Regions from separate parts of the Homo sapiens genome. Here region 1 is linked to region 2. Evidence: chromatin loops called from intact Hi-C (ENCODE). Cell type or tissue: dorsolateral prefrontal cortex. All regions are shown on one strand. Links, peaks and the distances in the headings refer to the core of each region. The heading gives the core; the rest is flanking DNA. Region 1 has its middle 100 kb from the start of ARHGAP24. Region 2 overlaps ARHGAP24 (Rho GTPase activating protein 24).

Region 1 (9,709 bases), core at 2,015-7,014, 380 kb after region 2:
AGTGATAAATAGGCAAGAGATTTGAGAGTTGAGATTTGAGATTTGAGAATTGAGAATTGAGATCTGAGAGTTGAGATTTGAAAAGTGACTGTGAAATTTAAGAGAAAAAGAAGAAACTGAGGGCACTGAGGAAAAGTCAAAAGATGTTGGAGAAACAGATTGAAGGTCTTGGTGACAACAGAAGGATTTTTGGAATTGAGATACCAGAGGGAGTGAACTGAAAAGACAGGAGGTTTTGGTCAGAGCATGGTATGTTGCTTTGATGGGACAGCGGCCAACACTGGCAATGACAAGGTCTAGAGCAGTGCTACCCAAAGTACAATTATGAAACAGAGCCAGTCTGTGAAGCTCAAAAGGGTCCATGATGAGATAACTGCAAAAATGGGTACTAAACAAGTACAAAACTTTATAACAATTTGACAGTGCCATGATACCCAACCATCTGATCAGTGAGCTGGCATTTCTTTAGATCTACATTTTTATTACTAGCTTATTTTTATTTCACTTTCCAAAAGTATCAATCTATGATGAATTAAAAATTACAAAGCAACAAAAACAATATAAAAAGAAGGTTTCATCTTCCCAGACAATTTGAGAAATTTGGTAAATGGCAGCAGTTATCAACTTTTTGGTTTCTGGACCCTTTTACAGTCTTAAAAATTATTGATTCCAAAAATATTTTTAATGTAGATTATATCTGTTGATACTGCATTAGAAATTAAAACTGAAAATGTTTAAAATATTTATTTATTAAAATAACAAATACATTAAATAGTAACATAATAATTTTAAGAAAGATAACAATGTCTTTCCAAACAAAAAAAAAATTAGTGAGAGGAGTGGTACTTTTTCATGTTTTTGCACATCTCTTTAACGTGTGGCTGAATAGAAGGCAACTGGATTATCCTACCTGCTTCTGTAGTCAATCTGTTGTGGCATTACATGTCATGTAACCTCTGGAAAACACTGTACACATGTGAGATGAGAAAAAGAAAAAAGGTAAGTAACATCTTGGTAGTAGTATAAAAATGGTTTTACACCATAAGCCCCCTGAAAGTATCTTGGAGACCTAGGATACATTGGATTACTTCTTGAGAACTGCTGATCTAGGGTACAGACAATAGAATGAGTGCCTAAGGAAGACTGTAGGACAAGAGTATTGGAGGAGAGAAATTCAAGAAACGGAGAGGCCAGAGTGGAAGTCACCAATACCTATGGCATGAATTGCACTAGGGAGAATGGTAGTATGCGAAGAGCTAGCAGTCTTCAGGACATGAAGGCGGGGTCAAAGATAAAGGGGTTCATCTTGTGTTTCAGGAGCAGTGAGTTGCAGAGTCTTCCTCTGGAAGTTTTAAAATTTGAAAAAATCATTAAGAAGAAGAGTTCAGCTTAATTAAAAAAATCAGAAAAACTGATTAACTCTTTACAGAACATTAAATATGATAATGCCAAAATAATTCTAATGATTGAAATGCTTTGAGTCTCTCCTTGGTGTGATTTCTGCTCATTTCTAGCTAATGGATAGTAATTAATTGTAATGACTTTATTACCAACAGATCTAGATGATGCTAGCTAGCCATGGTTTCCTTTTTTGGACATTATAAATCCCTTCCTATGGTACAACAGACCAATAAAATAGGCATTACAATCCTTCAAGAAGCAGCCAATAGTTTATAAAATCTAGACGGTGATTGACTTGTCTGGTTTTATTTTCTGCCAGCTATTAGCAGCAAAGGTCAAAAAAGAACTATAAGTCAACTGAAACTTCAAATGAATGTACATCTCTCTTTTTCAGACAAGTGAGACCTCATACTCCCAGGAATGTGCAGATCAGAAATCAAAGCAACATCTTTGGCTGAGCTACAGAGATAGAAAACTGGGATTTCAAGTAGACTTAAATGCCATATTTAGGAAGGGTTTCAAGTAAATCACATCTAAATCCCAGACTTCAATTAAAAGGTAATGAACCTTGTTCATTTCTGGCATTTCAAAAAAGATCTTAGGGCATAAGAAGGAAGTAGGGGAACAGGACAATAGAACAGAGGGCAGGGATGCCCTGGTTTCACTGATGAAAACATTATTTAGCAGAAAAGGAATGATTTGTCAAAGTAACATTCATATTCCCAGAGTAATTAATTTTCATTCCCACCACTGAGCATGAAGAATTAGAAAGTACATGAAGCAGAGAATTATAAATGTCCCTGGGTAAAAAATGAGAAGCACTTGACAGTACTGGTATTATTTAACACCCAGCGACCGCCAGAAGTGAGCAGGGCATCATCCACAACAATGCAGTCACATGCCAAAGCTGTGTCAGCTGCTGTGGTGAGCAGGAGCCCTTAAATTTCATCAGTAATGCTATCTGTCAATCTGGATTCAATAGCAGTTTAAATTCTGGTGACTGTTTAGGAACGCTCTGCTACACTATTTCACCACTACACTACTGCCATAAAGCAAACCTAGCGATCAAAAATGCTTGATTGATTATGGGCCCATTAAGGATATCTTCACTTTGATTCATGAAACATGCATTCTGTGCACTGGAGGAAGAAAAGCTCAAGTCACAATTTGCAAATTTACAAGTCAGTGTATTGCCTCCTTTTCCCCATCGCACCCCACTCCATTCAAACTGCAGTATTTTGAAGGAGTGTAAAAAAGTTATTTCTTTTATTAAAAGAGCTGTCGGAAGAGCAGATACATAAATGTGGGTGAATAAGTCACAGGATATTTACCCTTATTAAATTTTCATTCCTTACACTCATCTGTACCCCAGGTATGCCATGCAATGCTGGCTCTTCTTTCCCTAGAAAAGTCAAGAATAGTGGTATCAGGCATTTGTACTCCTTGTTTCTATGCAACAAGAAGACTCAGCAAATGTGTGTGAATGATAAAGCACAATGTAGAGAGCTTAGCACAAGAAAGATGAAATAACAGAGCACTAAGAATAAAGGAAATGATGTATTTAAGCATAATGATGCTAATATGCACCCTTTAATGAGAGAGAGAGAGAGAGAGAGAGAGAGAGAGAGAGAAAGAGAGAAAAGGTGTATGCTTAAGAATCCCTTCTAGAATTCCAGAGAAACACAGAGAATTCCAGATGTGTAATTTCTGTGTGATCATGTTCTGTGTGATAATGAAGTCCTCAAGTGGGAGGTGGGGAATCTTCCTTCATTCATGTTACATCTTTCTCCAGAACTAGCATGTCTCAGCCAAAATATAGCTGTATATGATACCCTAACACAATCCAGACAGGTATATCACTTTTCCTTTTTTATTTTATTTTTTGAATTTCAACTTTCATTTTAGGTTCAGGGGGCACATGTACAGGCTTGTTAATATGGTATATTGTGTGATACTGAGGTTGAGAGTACAATTGATCCCATCACCCAGGTACCAAGCATAGTACTCAGTAGTTACTCCTTCAACCCTCCCTCCCCACTCTATTAGTCCCCAGTGTCTATTGTTGCCATCTTTATGTCCATAAGTACGCAATGTTTAGCTCCTCATTTAGTTTTCTGCTTCTGCATTAGTTCATTTAGAATAATGGCTTCCAGCTACAGCCATGTTGCTGCAAGGGACATGATTTTATTCTTTTTATGGCTGTGTAGTATTCCATGGTGTATATGTACCACATTTTCTTTTTCCAATCCACTGTTGTTGGGCACCTAGGTTGATTCCATGTCTTTGTTATTGTGAAGAGTTCTGGTATGCCCCTTTTAAACAGTGCTTCAAAAGAAGCAAAATAAAAGCCTTTCATCCATTATACTTTTCTCTATCTGAAATACATTATTTTTGATGCATAGTTCTACTAGTATTTTCTAGTTGATCCTTTTTAATTCTTAAGATAAAATTTTGCAATTGGATTTCTAAAAAATCACTACAGAAAGGTAACACAAAGTTTTGGTAAGTGGCCCACTAGTGACAATAAGTTTACACTGAGCCCCATTCACATTACATTCTGCACTGCTTTGGTGGAGAAAACTATGAAAACATTTATATATACACATAGATTTTTCTATAATGTTTAATTCTCTTTAACATGTGTTTGGATTCAATGACTATTGTGCATGCTCAAGGTCAATTTGTATATTTTATTTATATCAAGTTCAAAATTATGTAGATCCCATTCAGACTCTGGATCATACTTAAATGATGGCATTTTGAATGGTGCTACTAGTTCATAAACTAGCTCGAGTTTAGATTAACTTTTTTTCAGGGTTGTATACAATATGTTAACAGAGACCAAAAAAGTGATGACAAGGGAAGTAATAGAGTGTTTGAAAAAATAAATACCAAAGACAATCACTTCAAGGAAATCCTTGCATTTAGGTAACTTATGGTGTGTTTAGACAAGTGACATATTTGGATTGTTTGATGGATTGTTTGATGTTACAGTTTAGCAAGGGGATAAAGCAGAAAGTAATTCAGCCATAGTCAGGCAGAATGCTTTTCTAGTCTACTAGAAAGCTCTCGACATGGCAGAAATGATGAGTTTCGTGGCTTTTTGAAATTTTTTCAAAGCATATTCATATATATTATCATATTTTATTCTCACCACCATACTATGAAGTCAGCACAACAGTTACTTTCACTACATGTGGTAGGAGAAATTGAGGCAAAGATTCGTCTAGAACCATATTAACTCTCTTGGTCCCTTGATGTGAGAGATTGGGATAAGGTCATTTTGTGACTCCTAGCAATGTGAGGACCAATGTGGTTAGTACCCTGGGGCAGAATTTCTCAACTCAGCACTGTTGACATTTTGGGCTGCATAATTCTTTGCTTTGTGGGGGCTGTCCTATGTACTGTAGGATGTTTAGCAGCATCTCTGTCCTGTACCCACTAGATGGCAGTAGCACCTCCCTCAGCTGTGACAACCATAAATGTCTCCACACATTGCCAAATGTCCCCTGGGGGACAAAACTGCCCCCAGTTCAGAACCACTGAACTGGAAACAACTTCAAAGAATTTACATGACTCCCCTGCTCTCGGTAGCCAAGGAAGCCGACTGGCTTGGAGACATTTACCACCTACAGTATATGAGGATCTGAGGAGATTGCCTTTAGGCATAACACAGAGTTTTTGAAGCACCATTCTTCCTTTCAGCCTTTTCCTCTCATCAGGCACAAGAAATTCAACATCACTTACTGTAAGATTGTTGACACCCGGTCATCATCCAATGTACCTTGTCTGTGAGAGAAATCATCTTGAATCTGAGAGTGCTGAGCCACTGGGCTAGCAGGCTGAGCACCAAAACTCAGGACTGACTGTCATGAACAGGAGCATCTAGCTGAGGTTGCAAAAAAGGACTGAAATAAAACCCTCACTCCAAAGTCAAGGTGTGAGACCTAGCACAGTGGTATGTCCCTCAAGGACTTTCCCGATACCTAAAGGTATAATTTAGGCCAGCAGTGCTACTGGGACATGGTCAAAGGACGAGGAAAGAGAGGAAGTGAGAAATGAGGATTCCAGGGGAATGTCAACACTACCACCATTTGGCATGGATGACACCATGGACCCAGTAGTCTCCTTGGGAAAGTCAACTTCAGGTACAGTCACCCTACATATGGGTCACCTGCTGGGCACTGGGAGTCCTGCAGCAAGAGGCTGTGTGATGAACTGACTGGAATAAAGTGGAGCCGAATGAAAGGATTTAGCATAGAGAGAATTATTAGGGGTGAAACCCCCGAACCAGAACTAATGGAAGAACTAACAAATCGTTAGCAGAGAAAAATGGGATAGAAACCTTATCATCACCGACAGTCAACTCAACATACACAGTCTTATAAGAAATTATCTTCTTCTGTCTCTTCCCTGCCCCCGAACTAAAGATTGCATATACAAGGGATAAGAGGGCCCCTCCACTCCAAGATACTAGAACCATAAGTCCACCTGTGGTCAAGCCAGAAAGCATTTTAAATTAAATATAAAATAACAATTTTAAATAAACAGGATTATATTTCAAAGCTAGGATAAGACTGTTTTAATAGTTAAATGTAACTGAAAATGGTAGTTAGACTAAGATGCCATTGGGGAGCCTGCCACCCAGAGGAAAAGGTTTTGGTAGAACACTGTTCTTAACCATTTTGGAGAAAATAAACCATCTCATGTTTATATCTCGTGAGCTCAGTGGCCAAAACCAACCAGTTACACTGAAAAACTAATTCTTAAACACAGATGCATTTATTTCTTCCTAAGAAATTGGTCTTTCTGTTCTCACTTTTATTCTCAAGGACAATTAGTCAAAATCACCTAAATAGGCAAAGCTTTTTATCTGTCATTGAAACGCTGTATGTTTCTTTCTTGTCAACAACAAGAAAATAGGAACTCCCATAAGGCACTTATTTCCTCTTCTTTAATGAGACAAGGCCTTAGCAACCACCTGACAAAGAAGCTCATTTTTTTAAGCAACTTCAGCTTCTCTCTAATTCCCTGTAGTTCTGCTGCAGAAAGTAACTCTAACAACCAGCATTGCAAATCTTAGAATTTTATTCACTCTGATCCTCCTTGCTAGTGCCATCATTGACAGGTGTTTGCCATACAGGGTGGAAGTTTCTCCTAATGTCAGGAAAATTCTTGACATCCTAAAAACTTAGATAGATAGAACATTTCTATTTCTTTTGCCCCTCTCCCTATTTTCTTATTTGTAAAGGGAAACAAAGGTATTTACTACTCTGAATGAAAACAAAAAGCAGACAGGAGCTTTCGAGTTCAATCAAAGGCTCTAGGGGTATAAACACAAGAATAGTGTCTTTCTCAGCCCCAGAATCACAATAGTCTGTAAATATCCCCCTTCTTAAACAGGGCTCCCAAATAGTTCTTTTTTGTTTGTTTGTTTCTTCACGCAGACATTGACCAAATCATTTAGTTATCTCCTTACTTATTCTTATCTGCATGACACATATTCTGTTCATTGCCCATGCAATGTTCCTTCCCTACTGCCTTAGAAAGACAATCCCAATTTTGTTTGGGGTGGCTAGAAACTCAGCTGAAAGATAGTATTTCCCAGTATCCCTTGTAGTCAAAGTGACCATGTGACCTGGTCCTGGCCAATGAGCTATAATCATGTTAGGTGGGAGTTCCAGGAAAGCCCTTTTAAGACAGGACAAATAGCTACTTTCTCCTTCCCGTTTCTTACAGCTCCAAAAGCAATTTAGACAATCAGCGACCTTGAGGGTTAGAAGCCAGTGTTAAAGGTGAAAAGGCAGACCCAGAGTAAAAGCCTGGGTTTCTGAAAACAGAATCATATCAGTTCACAACTGCTGACCCTTTATGCATGTATCCGTTAACTGTTATTAGGGAGTTTCTGTTATATACAACTGAACCTACTTATAACTTACACTGAAGGAGCCCAGGGAATTTCACCCCAAGATACCATGGTATGCTGATAATTTAAAATTAATGGCCTGTGAAGGTCAGCAGATGCTGGAAGAGGCTTATCTCTGATAGTCCCCTTATTTACCTTAAGAGTGGACCAGCCAAAGAGAACACAATAGCATTCTGTTCCCTCCCTGAAATCTCATTGTTTATCACAGAAAAGAACACTGAAGAATGCAACCACACCTCGATGGACTTTCTTACAAGATAATTCCTGACTCTCAGGATCATTCAGATTCCAAAGAGAATCATTTACAAGTTAAATTCTGTCTTCCAGGTCCCTTTATTCTCCTTAATAACCACTTATTACCCCTCTAAAGAATTACCAATGTTCCCCATCTCCCCTGTTCCCTGTGAAGGGTAAATAAGCATCTGTACCCCATTAAGTTGTTGGGTAATCACACTGCTATGAACCCTCACCCTCTGCACATTAAATAAATTTTGTATGCCTTTTTCTTCTATTAATCTGCCTTTTGTCAGGTCATTTTCAGCAAACATTCAAAGGATAAAAACGAAGCTTTCCCCCCTTTTCCTCTACAATACCAAGATAATAACAGGGAAGAAAAGGCATGGATAATCATAAATTATGGTGGAAACACACCTACAACTCTTGCCAAGCTGTCAAGGGCAAGAAAAATAAGATGAGACTGAGAAACTATCACACTTTGAGGAGACTAAGGAGACATGACCACTAACGTAAAGTGGCATCCTGCTTCGATCTTGGGACAGAAAATGATGTTAGTGGCAAAACTGATGAATCCAAATAAAGTCTATATTGTACCAACATTAATGTCTTCATTTTGACAAATGTACCATGGGTATGTCAAATGTTAACATTGGGAAATTTGGGTGAAGTGTTTATGAAACCTCTCTTTACTATCTTTGTAACTTTTCCATAAGTCTAAAGTTTCTCAAAAACAAAAATGTTTTAAAAAAGTATCAAATTATATTGAACTCTCAATTAAAAGAAGCAAGTTAACAGATTAATATGTCAAATGCAGTTAACAAAAGCTATCACAGTATTGGGAAGGTGGGCAAATGGGAAGCTAGTTCAAAGGTTAAAGCATAGGGTAGGAGGTCTACCTAGTCAGTCTCCACCTCTGTGGTCTTCCCTTCCCCTAGCCCAGTCACAAAATTTGTCTCTTCATCAGAACCAAGAGAGGTGGGTGCCAGCTTCCTGACTTCCAGCTTAAATATGTCTCCTTGAAATAACTAATATAGATGATGGGTTGATGGGTGCAGCAAACCACCATGGCACGTGTATACCTATGTAACAAACCTGCACATTCTGCACATATATCCCAGAACTTAAAGTATAATAAAAAAAAAATTTAAGTCTCCTTTCACTAAATTGTAAACCTTTTGAGGAAGGAACAATTTCTTATTCATTTTGGTGTCCTCATGTCCTAGCTCTTACTCTGACACATAATCATCACTTAATTGATGTTTAGTGAAAAAAATGGCTTGTTTTTTCTATTAGATGAAGGAAAGTAGTAAAAAGAAATCATAAATTCACAGGATTCTGACTTTGTTCCCTCCTCTATTTAGCCTAAATCCTCTGATTTTATCATTATCCCTCTATCTCTCTATACTTATTCTCTTTCCATTGTTATTGCCTTTGAAAAACCCCAGCTCTGGACAATTCTAAGGATTTAACTTCTCTACTCCATATCCATTTTCTTAAGCACCAGCAAGACCATAGTTCTGTGATAAGTGAAATATGAATCAAACTCCGCAGCAGTTGTCTTTTTCCAGTGGCAGAAAAACAGATATTTTATTAACTCATGGCATTCTAACTCTAGTCATTATTAGACTTATTTGGCATATTTGCCTGGACTGCTCTTGAACACCCAATTTTCATCTAATCTTCTTGGCCTTAGGAGTCAATGTAGTCCCCCTACTTACAAAGAAGTTTAGCTAGACTTCTCCATCCATGGTAGATCCCTTGCCTCTGGATTTACATCACAGACTATGAATACGCTTGTCATAACACTTTCCATGCTGTTCTGTAATTTATGATTTACATTTCTGAATTCCATAATATACTGTAAGCCCCTGAAAGGAAATGCTAATACCTACTACAGTGCCTGGCACATACATACTTAACAAAACTTGTAAAAGAATGGAGGAATAAAAGAAAAGGAGGAATAAAAGAAAAGGAGGAATAAAAGTAAAGGAGGACGGAGGGGAGGAAGGAAGGAAGGCAGGCAGGCATTATAAAGGCAGCTAGAAAATTTCTCAGTAGACAGATTCTGGAATAACTCATTTTAAGCCTGTCCTAAACACCAACCCCTACTTCTCAATTTGCTGCGAAACCTCCTATCCATATATG
Region 2 (9,709 bases), core at 1,920-6,919:
TCCATAGTTTGAATATTCAGAGCACAGCAGCAAGGGAGGAAGGGAGAGGGAGGGAAGTTTGATTTATTCAAGCTAGAATTCAGTGCTTAATACTGTGCTAGGCAGTGCCATAGGCATTGTCTCATGTATTTTTTAAGGTAGTATCTGTATTCATTATTTGAATCAAACTGGAGAGGTTAAATGATTTACCTAATGTCATTCTAGAGCCCACTGGGAGTCCAGGTCCATATTTCTTCCTCTCCCCTTTTCAACTACCTAATTCCTATAATGGTGCTTTCATCCAAACTTGAGGGATTGGGAAGGCAGTTTCCTGGGAACAATCCTGAAGGGAAATGTGGATCTAGTTAACAGGAAACCATGCTTTTGTAGTGTTTACAATCCACACTGTTTTCTCATTTTATCCAGCAGAGCTTAGCATCCAAGACATTTACTTGTCTGTTTCAACAGCTGTTAGAAATTAAAAACAAACAAACAAACAAAATTGGGCTGAGAGCTTTGGAAAAACATTTGGCAATGTATCTTAGGTTAAACCATATAACATTGCCAATTTTTGACTGATTTTGGCCTATAAACCCCAGAATTTCTTATGGCCATCCTAATATATAAATTTAATACACACACTCATAATATTTGAGTCAGCTAGCATGTCAACATACATTTATAAGATATTGCAGGTTTTTTTCTAACAACAAAGACTGCATAATGCCTAAATACCTATTAAGAGCTGGATTAAAAAAATCTAAATATTCTGCACCCATGCAATGGAATACTATGCAGCTATTAAAAAGAATAAGTAAATTTATATTTGCTGATATAAAAAGATATCTAAAATCAATTAAATGAAAAACAAGATACATAACAAGAACAATATATTCTATAAATTGACAAGTGAATGCTTATATGTGAATCATATTGATTTATAAATAAACACATAAATAATGTGCACACACATATATGTCTATAAATCTGGGCAGAGAGATTGATGATTTGAAGGCTGTAACTCAGGAAAAACTTATTTTTATGTGTATTCTTTTGTGGCATTTAATTTTTTCTTTTATTCTTTGTGTAGTATTCTAAAAATTATTATGAAAGGCAAAGAAAACACTCTTTGATACCTGCAACAAAACTGTGTAGAAGAGAAGAGAGATCTCTGAGACTTCTGCCCCGCAGTGAAACAGGGAAGAGGAACATTTTTTAGTGGAAGAAACAATGACTAAAGATAGAAAGGAATGAATGGTGCCAGGCCTAGTGGCTCACATCTGTAATCCCCGCACTTTGGGAGGCTGAGGTGGGTGGATCACCTGATGGGTCAGGAATTCAAGACCAGCCTGGGCAACATGGTGAAATGCCGTCTCTACAAAAAATCCAAACATTAGCTGGGCGAGGTGGTGCGTACCTGTAATCCCAGCTACTCGGGAAGCTGAGGCAAGAGAATTGCTTGAGCCGGGGAGGCAGAGGTTGCAGTGAGCTGAGATTGTGCCATTGCACTCCAGCCTGGGTAACAGAGCAAGACTGTCTCAAAAAAAAAAAAAAAAAAAAAAAAAAAAAAGGAATGAAAAGAGTCATGTTAATCCCCTGGGCTCTAGAAAAAGGGTGAGATGGAGCCACTCTGGGATTAAGAAGTATCTGTCATGGGGCAAGATAACAAGTCATCTTGACCCTCCCAGTCTCCTGGGTTCCTAATGCTCCCTGCTGGAGCCCCTTGTCCTGGCTATAGAACCATAGCTGCTGAATAGATATTTAGAAATCTCTGATCTCACTATCCAAATAGACTCCCAAATCACTCCATATCACAACTCCCTGATTTATTTTACTTAAAGAAAAACATAGCACTTATCACTAACTGACACTTATACATTAACTGACGATTATTTATATATTTGCTTATTTTTAAATTTTCTCCTACCAAAAAACAAGTTCCAGAACAGCTGACATTTCATCATGTTTAATAGTGTCTCCCTGGAGTCTAGAACAGTGCCAGGCACAGTACGTGAGGGGCAGGTGGATGGATGTCTGTCTGCATGCAGTCATGGATGGATGCATGACTGAGAGAGGGTTGCTGCTGCTGCCGCTGCTGCTGCTGCTGCTGAGACCACAGAGAGGAAACTCTGAACTCACTGTTCTTTAAAACTAACACTACAACCTATGGTTAAAACTATATTTGTGGAGGCCAGGCACGGTGGCTCACGCCTGTAATCCCAGCACTTTGGGAGGCTGAGGTGGGTGAATCACCTGAGGTCAGGAGTTCAAGACCAGCCTGACCAACATGGGGAAATCCTGTCCCTACTAAAAATACAAAAAATTAGCCAGGCGTGGTGGCAGGTGCCTGTAATCCCAGCTACTCAGGGGGCTGAGGCAGGAGAATCACTTGAACCTGGGAGGTTGCAGTGGGCCAAGACTGCACCACTGCACTCCAGCCTGGGCAACAAGAGTGAAACTCCATCTCAAAAAACAAAACAAACAACAACAACAATAACAAAAAACTGTATCTGTGGGGGTTGTAGTTTTCAAACAATAAAGAGGCATGCCTAGTTTGACAATCCGACAAGATTGTCTGAGAATAGAGCAGTCCTGAAAAATCTTTGGTGGGTGGTTTCTATGACTCCTATATCAACTGGTAATAATTTTTCAGACATATAGAAGTCTAGCTTTTTAAAATTTTTGTTTGTTCGCAATGGAGTGAGACTCTTCTAAGGACATAACAATATGGAATAACATAGTTGGCACAGGAAATGTTTTCTGAATTCCAATCAACAACTAAGAAGCAACTATTTGAATGTAAAGCTTAGTAAACTGGAGACTGCTTGTAGAGCAAGAGTTGAAGGAATTCCTAGAATCTACCTTCGGCAAATGAGAAAAAGACAACATATTAGATTTGTGTGTCTTCTGCAAGTCCCTATCCTGATGCCATAGCTGATTAGTCACAATAGAGCACTTCATGCTCAATTTCATGTTGGGCTGGAGTCCTGTTCCCAGAAATTTGGGGTAAGAGCTAAGAAAAAGCCATCCGGTATGCCTGTATGACTAGAGGTGTAACATCTTTAGAGTTGTTGGTGACCGTATTCTGCCACGTTGAGGGAGAGACAGCCTGACAAGAAACAGGAATGATGCAGATGTGCCAGGATACATGAGGACAAGAGCCGGAGAGAAACACTGTGTCAGAGACTGTCAAGTAAAGTGTTCAGGCTGATCCTGAGGCTTTGTGGCAAGTTTTCTTTGAGTACCTGCCAAAGTTCCACAGTATAGAACAACACTGAGACTTGAACCCATTCTAATTTTGCTCTTATGCACAGGAAATACTGTCTTTCTGCATCATACTTGGGAGATAAAACATATTTCTTTCTCTTGGCATTTTTATTTTTATGTAAATCTTTTTTCAAAGTTTGCATATATTGCATCATATATCAGTTTCTTACTGTGTCTCTCATATATCCACAATTTAAAAATACTCCCATTTTATTTAAACGTCCAAATACTTGGCTGTTAATTTTGTCTGGATCATATATTCTTTCTAAGTTTAAGTTTTTGTTATCAGGAACAACTGAGTTTAATCTACAATTACTTTCTGTACTACAAATAAAAGATGTGACTATAAAGCAGTATCACTGCTTTCAATCTTGAACAAATTCACCAGATTTTGTATATTTAACTATCTTTCTGGCCTATCAGAATATTTTCTTAACCCCAGCATGGCATATGTATGAGAAAGGGAGTTACGGATTTCTACTGGACCTCAGAGTAAAAATCTTTTAAGAGCTATTAATACCATATGCTCGGAGAAACAAGGAGGATTGTGTAATTTGTTTGGAGTAGGTGGTCAACATGCATAGAGGTAGGGGATGGCCAGGTTGCTCACTGGTGTTAAAGACATCAAAGCCAAAAGCACTTGAAGTCTTTCCTCTAGGTTAGGGTTCTTTTAAAAACTTGCAAGACAAGTGCCTGCCTTACAGGGAACCTGTAGAGGGCAGTATTGCTGTGTATTTTGTATCTGTCAACTAAGAAACTACTTCCACACAGCCAAACAATCTAGGCATGAACAGATATAAGCTGCTAGGTTAAAAGTCTAATTGGTTTTAAAGGATACCTGGTTTGTCGCTCTTATTTTTAAAGTCACTCACAAAATTTTAAAACATTGTCCCCTCCAAATCTTCTTTACTTATTCACAGCACCATTTTTATAAAATGTTCTGTCCTGATGATTTAGGTTCTGTCCTTAATGATTTTAAAATATATTTTAAAAAATTACAAATTATTCTATTTCAGAATCTAAATGTAAAGAGCAGATATTCAATTTTCAGCTTTTGCTTGTTTGTTTGTTTGTTTGTTTTTGTTTTAGACAGAGTCTAGCTCTGTAGCCCAGGCTGGAGTGCAGTGGCACAATCTCGGCTCACTGCAAGCTCCGCTTCCCGGGTTCACGCCATTCTCCTGCCTCAGCCTCCCGAGTAGCTGGGACTACAGGCGCCCGCCACTACGCCCGGCTAATTTTTTGTATTTTTAGTAGAGACGGGGTTTCACCGCGTTAGCCAGGATGGTCTCGATCTCCTGACCTCGTGATCCGCCCACCTCGGCCTCCCAAAGTGCTGGGATTACAGGTGTGAGCCACCGCCCCCGGCCTCAATTTTCAGCTATTTTAATGCCATATTGTAGGCGGTTCAATTTTGTTTTTATTTGTGCTTAGTGCTTTTTTTTGCTAAATAAAATACAAAAGATATCTAACAAGATTACCTCCCAAAAAAGGATTTTTTTCAAAAGCTATACAAGATACTTTCTACTCTAAAGATATTTTAATATGATCACATTTTAAAACATAAGTGAAACGTAAACTGATGATAGGAGATTTAAAAAGCAAAAAATGAAAGAGCTTATTTTAAAAGTTAGCTTTGCTCATGTTGCTCCAGGCATTTCCTGAAAAGTAGGAGAAAATGTTTCTAGTGCTGTTTATAATGGTTTTAAAAGAAAGAAGCAGCTACTCTCATATGCATTTGTACTGACTGGCAGTGATGTCCCAGCCATGGTTTAGTTATATACAAATAAGATCCCTGAAGTCCTGTATTAATGGTTTCCCATTAAAACAGGCCAATCAGGCTGGGTGCGGTGGCTCACTCCTGAAATCCCAGCACTTTGGGAGGCTGAGGCGGGCAGATCACGAGGTCAGGAGATCGAGACCATCCTGCCCAACATAGTGAAACCCCGTCTCTACTAAAAATACAAAAAAAATTAGCCAGGCATGGTGGCAGGCACCTGTAATCCCAGCTACTTGGGAGGCTGAGGCAAGAAGAATCACTTGAACCTGGGAGGTGAAGGTTGTAGTGAGCCGAGATCGCACAACTGCACTCCAGCCTGGGTGACAGTGTGAGACTCCATCTAAAAAAAACAAAACACAACAAAACAAACAAGCCAATCAAACAACCTGAGTGCCTCTCCTGTTCAGGCGTGTGGTTAAAAGATACATGCAGGCACAAAATATAGCCCCTGCCTCCAAGGACATCACAATAGAGGTTAGGGTATGACATGAATGTTAAAAAAAAATGAAATCATACAAAGGAAATACAACAAACACAAGAACTAGTATAAGAAAAAATGCTTCTCTTGAAATTAAGTATTTTGGAGTTGGTTATTTTGAGGTTTGCTGGTAGAGGAGCTGGGCTTACAGGATGGATAAGTTTGTAGAAAAATAGAAAATGAAGAAGTCATGAAGAATCAGTCAGATACTCAAAAGAAGGAGGGCTGCATAGCACAATTTTAATATTTGCAACACTAAATGATTCTTAACAAGGAAGCAGATTCCCAGCCCTGCCTATCCATTCCTGGAAACTGGGCATCATATCGCTAAGGAGGAATTTAGCCCCAATTCCCTAGCTTGCCCTTTCTTTCCCACTTGGGAAAAGTACACAGTGAAAAAAGCAGGTATCTATATTACTGTGTTCACTACTTCCTCCTTCACGACTCCTAGGAAATCTATAGAATTATATGAGAACAAAACAAAACAAATAAAAACCTACCCCGACTTGACTTTAACTTACATCAAATTGCCTTTAACAGTAAATGTGTTCAATTGCTGGCATGCCTATTTTCTTAGTCCACTGGACTGTCAGGCTACAGGGGAAGGCACTGGGTTTTGGAATCATAGTACCTAGCATCATGCTGCAGAGCCAGGCTAGGCATTAGAATAATCTGCAGAACTTGGAAACTTATAGATTCTTGCCACGTAATAGAAATTTTCCCTCCAACAAACTTCTCCAGGACTTTATTTAGCATGAAGAACATTCTTCTATGTATTACACTTAGTTTGGTAATCTGTAGCCCATTAGATTATTATGAGATTATTCACAAGTTCAAGGACTATGTTTTATTCACTTTTTATGTCTTTCATACTGTGTAGTATGCAAGTAGGTACACAGGATGTACTTGTTGATTTTATTTTCTTATAGTTTTTTTTTTTTAAGAGATAAGGTGTCACTCTGTCACTCAGGGTGGAGTACAGTTGTGTAAGCACAGCTCATTGAAGCCTTGAACTCCTGGAGTGAAGGGATCCTCTTGCCTCAGACTCCTGAGTAACTGAGAACCACAGGTGCACAGCACCATGCCCAGCATATGTGTATATATATATTATATATATGTATATATACTACTATATATATTATATATGCACATGTATGTATACAATATAATACATATACTCTATAATACATATATATGTATATATGTATATATACATATACTACTATATATTATATATATACTACGGTATATATTAGTAGTTACTGGGGTCTCTCGCCATCTTGCCCAGGCTTGTCTCAAATTCCTGGTCTTAAGTGTTTCTCCTGCCACGGCCTCTTGAAGTACTGGGATTATAGGCATGAGTCACCATTCCCGGCCGCTGGTTAAATTTATAAGCTTCTCTCCTTTTCACGTTTTCCTGGGCACAAATTTACTCATATCTGACAATGACAACCACTTTAAGGATGAAAGCACCTTGCTTTAACCTCACACTCATATTTAAACATTGTTTGGAATTAATAGTGGAGAGCATTGAGACTGGATTAAAGAAGGCTTCTGAAAATGGAGGGCACATTTAGACTTGTCTAGCTGTTTAGTGGAGGCTGGCATATGATATTCTGTACCGCCTGGCTAATTCCCTCTAATGATTGGACTACCTTTAAGAATTCTCTGAAATAAGGACTTAACAAACAAATGGCATGCATGGGGAAAGATATATTTTTAAAAGACTAAATAACCATTTTAAAAAGCAGCAATACATAATGAAAAAATATCCCAAACCAATATGAAAGATGATTCAAGTCTCTTTTGTTACAAGTTGTTCTGGAGTCCTGTCAGTCAGGAATGTCACAGCTACAAGTAACTTCTTGGTTTGCCTCTAACGCGTGGAGGGTGGAGGATGGAGGGTTTAGGAGAGACCTCAGTCATCTGCTTCCCAGCTCAACCTCTCTTTATCTCTCTGTGTGTCTTTTCTCTCTCCTTAAACACTGGGGTAGCATTTAACAACCAATATGCTAAAGATCCATTCTCCTTGAATTTGTGCTCCAAGAGTACTAATTTTTTGCTCTCATTTAAGAAATTCTATTCATTTATTTTGTGACTTGGGCCTTATATCTTTCTCACACATATAGAGTGAGTATGTGACTGAGATTAAAAACAGAATCCTAAAAATTCATAGATTCAGGGATTATGGGATTCAAAATCAAGCAAATAACCATTCCAAGGAACATAAGCCAGACTCCTTGCCTCTCCAGGATTGAAGCTTAATCCAAATATGTTTGAATTGTGGTATTACAAGTAAAGTACTCAAGGGTCTTACAAAATGAAAAGCACTTTTCAAGTAGAACATGGCTTCTATGTTTTTCTATAAATATTTGGACAAAGCTGAATTCATATGTGATAATCAAAACAAACACACTGGAACCACTGGAAACAGATGCATCTACAAATGGATGAATTCCTTAAAAAGAATGGTTTTGTTTTTGTTTTTGTTTTTAATATGGAGGATGAAAATCACCTACCAAACAATAATTCCATAGCTCTTGGTGGCAACCATAGGCAAATCTTGGGATTTGAGAACTTGAAAAGATGCTAGGAATTAAATAATCAATTAGTTTTCAGTCTTGATACCATACTTCTGTGTTATATGCTACAACTTAGTAGTTGCTAATTAATGATAAAGTAGTGCCATTTGTAAGAGATTTGCTTATTTATAATTAAGGTTGTTTTAAGATTATTTTTACTTAAGTTTTGGCGTGTTTCCTTGAATGAGGGAGCCAGGATAACATAGAGTCGTTGCACTCTTGTGCTAACTTGCAGTCAGTCTTATTTGGCCTGTGTGTCTTATCACAAAAGAAAGAAAATAAAGATTTGAGAACTGTTACTTTGGTACAACAGTTCTGCTTCTCTTCTCTGTGGGTTTTGTTTCATTGGCTCTTTCTTTTCTGTTTTTGTTTTGTTTTGTTTTTGAGACAGGATCTCGCCCTGTCACGTAGGCTAGAGTACAGTGGTGCAATCATGGCTCACTGCTGACTCAGCCTTCTGGGCTCAAGTGATCCTCCTGCCTCACCCTCCCAAACAGCTGGGACTAACATGCCCAGCCTTTTTTTTTTTTTTTTTTTTTTTTTTTTTTTTTTTTTTTTTGAGATGGGATCCCGCCTTGGCGTCTTAAAGTGCTGGGATTACAGGAGTGAGTCACCACATCTGGCCCCTCATTGGCTCTTTCAAATGCTTGATTTGAAGTCCCTTTGTCTTTCTCTCAGTTTCACCTCCGAGGTCCCAGACCTCTTTTATTCCCCTAAATATCTTCTTAAAGGCAGTGATGTGCTCTAGCTCCCACTTAAGTACCATGATTTTTTTTTTAGCTGAATTATATGATAATTTGACAACACTGTCTTCTCTTTGCTTTCAATTTCTTTCTGGTGAATCTGAATTTCAGAAACACTCATCATTGCCTAGAGATTCAGATTCTCTCATTTTAACTGAGATCTGGAGTCCCTGATAATGCACTAATACTGAATAAAGGCAACATTTTTTCAGAACTTCCATCTCCAGGGCCCCTGTAAATCATAAAGTTTATAACATTTTACATAATTTAGGTGTCCTGTGTGAGATTTCAAAATATCTACATTTTAACAAGTTTAATCGATATTCTAAAGATTACAGAAATTATCTGTTGCTTATAACCTATGTGCAAAATGGCACTAAAATATAACAAAATTTAAGGCAATTGTTTTTGCCTCCTAAGAAACGTACAGGCTAGCTAGTGATATTTTAAAAAACTTGAAAACAATTCATAATAGAGAATACATAAACATTAAATAACAGCACATACTTTGGAGTCACAGAAATCAGGGATTGAACCTTGTCACAAACCTCAGTTTCCACATCTGTTAATTGGATTTAATCAAAGAACCGATTTTAATGGCATTATTGTGGAAATTGACCTAACACCTTCTTATCTGATGCAGACATTCAATTAACCAATTCACTATATGTCAATCTATACGTCTATACATATAGTACACACACTTTTCACCTTTTTTTCTCAAACACTTAAACAGTAATTTGGTAATTCTGTTATTCAGAAATTCAGGTTGCATGTTCCATTCAACTAGAGAGCAAAATCAAGCTCAAGCTTAGCTGGATAGACAGGCTGAGTTAATTAGTATTCCTTTTCTTATTTTCCTCCTCCTTCTCCTCTCTTCTGT

What was found. A loop is a pair of places that touch in the nucleus more often than their neighbours do. Peaks named below come from ENCODE experiments on the same cell type or tissue, not always from the same donor. Only the 100,000 strongest peaks of a DNase experiment are listed, where the experiment ranks them.
Region 1: a loop joins it to region 2, with 5 times the contacts of the local background. A loop is called at or near these places in 29 of 110 quality-filtered maps.

Annotation. Positions count from the first base shown.
Region 1 is chr4:85,365,771-85,375,479 of GRCh38, reverse strand. No RefSeq gene overlaps it. Among named protein-coding and RNA genes, the nearest start is that of ARHGAP24, 100 kb to the left of the region's middle. In dorsolateral prefrontal cortex, for the core only: a CTCF peak has its summit at 4,837 (motif pointing right); DNase peaks (open chromatin) are centred at 2,279 and 4,879; H3K27ac peaks cover 1,188 bases.
Region 2 is chr4:85,742,326-85,752,034 of GRCh38, reverse strand. All of the region lies in intron 3 of ARHGAP24 (Rho GTPase activating protein 24), which reads right to left. Among named protein-coding and RNA genes, the nearest start is that of MIR4451, 25 kb to the right of the region's middle. RefSeq lists a silencer at 9,705-9,709. In dorsolateral prefrontal cortex, for the core only: CTCF peaks have their summits at 3,767 and 3,966 (motif pointing right); a DNase peak (open chromatin) is centred at 3,924; H3K27ac peaks cover 2,812 bases.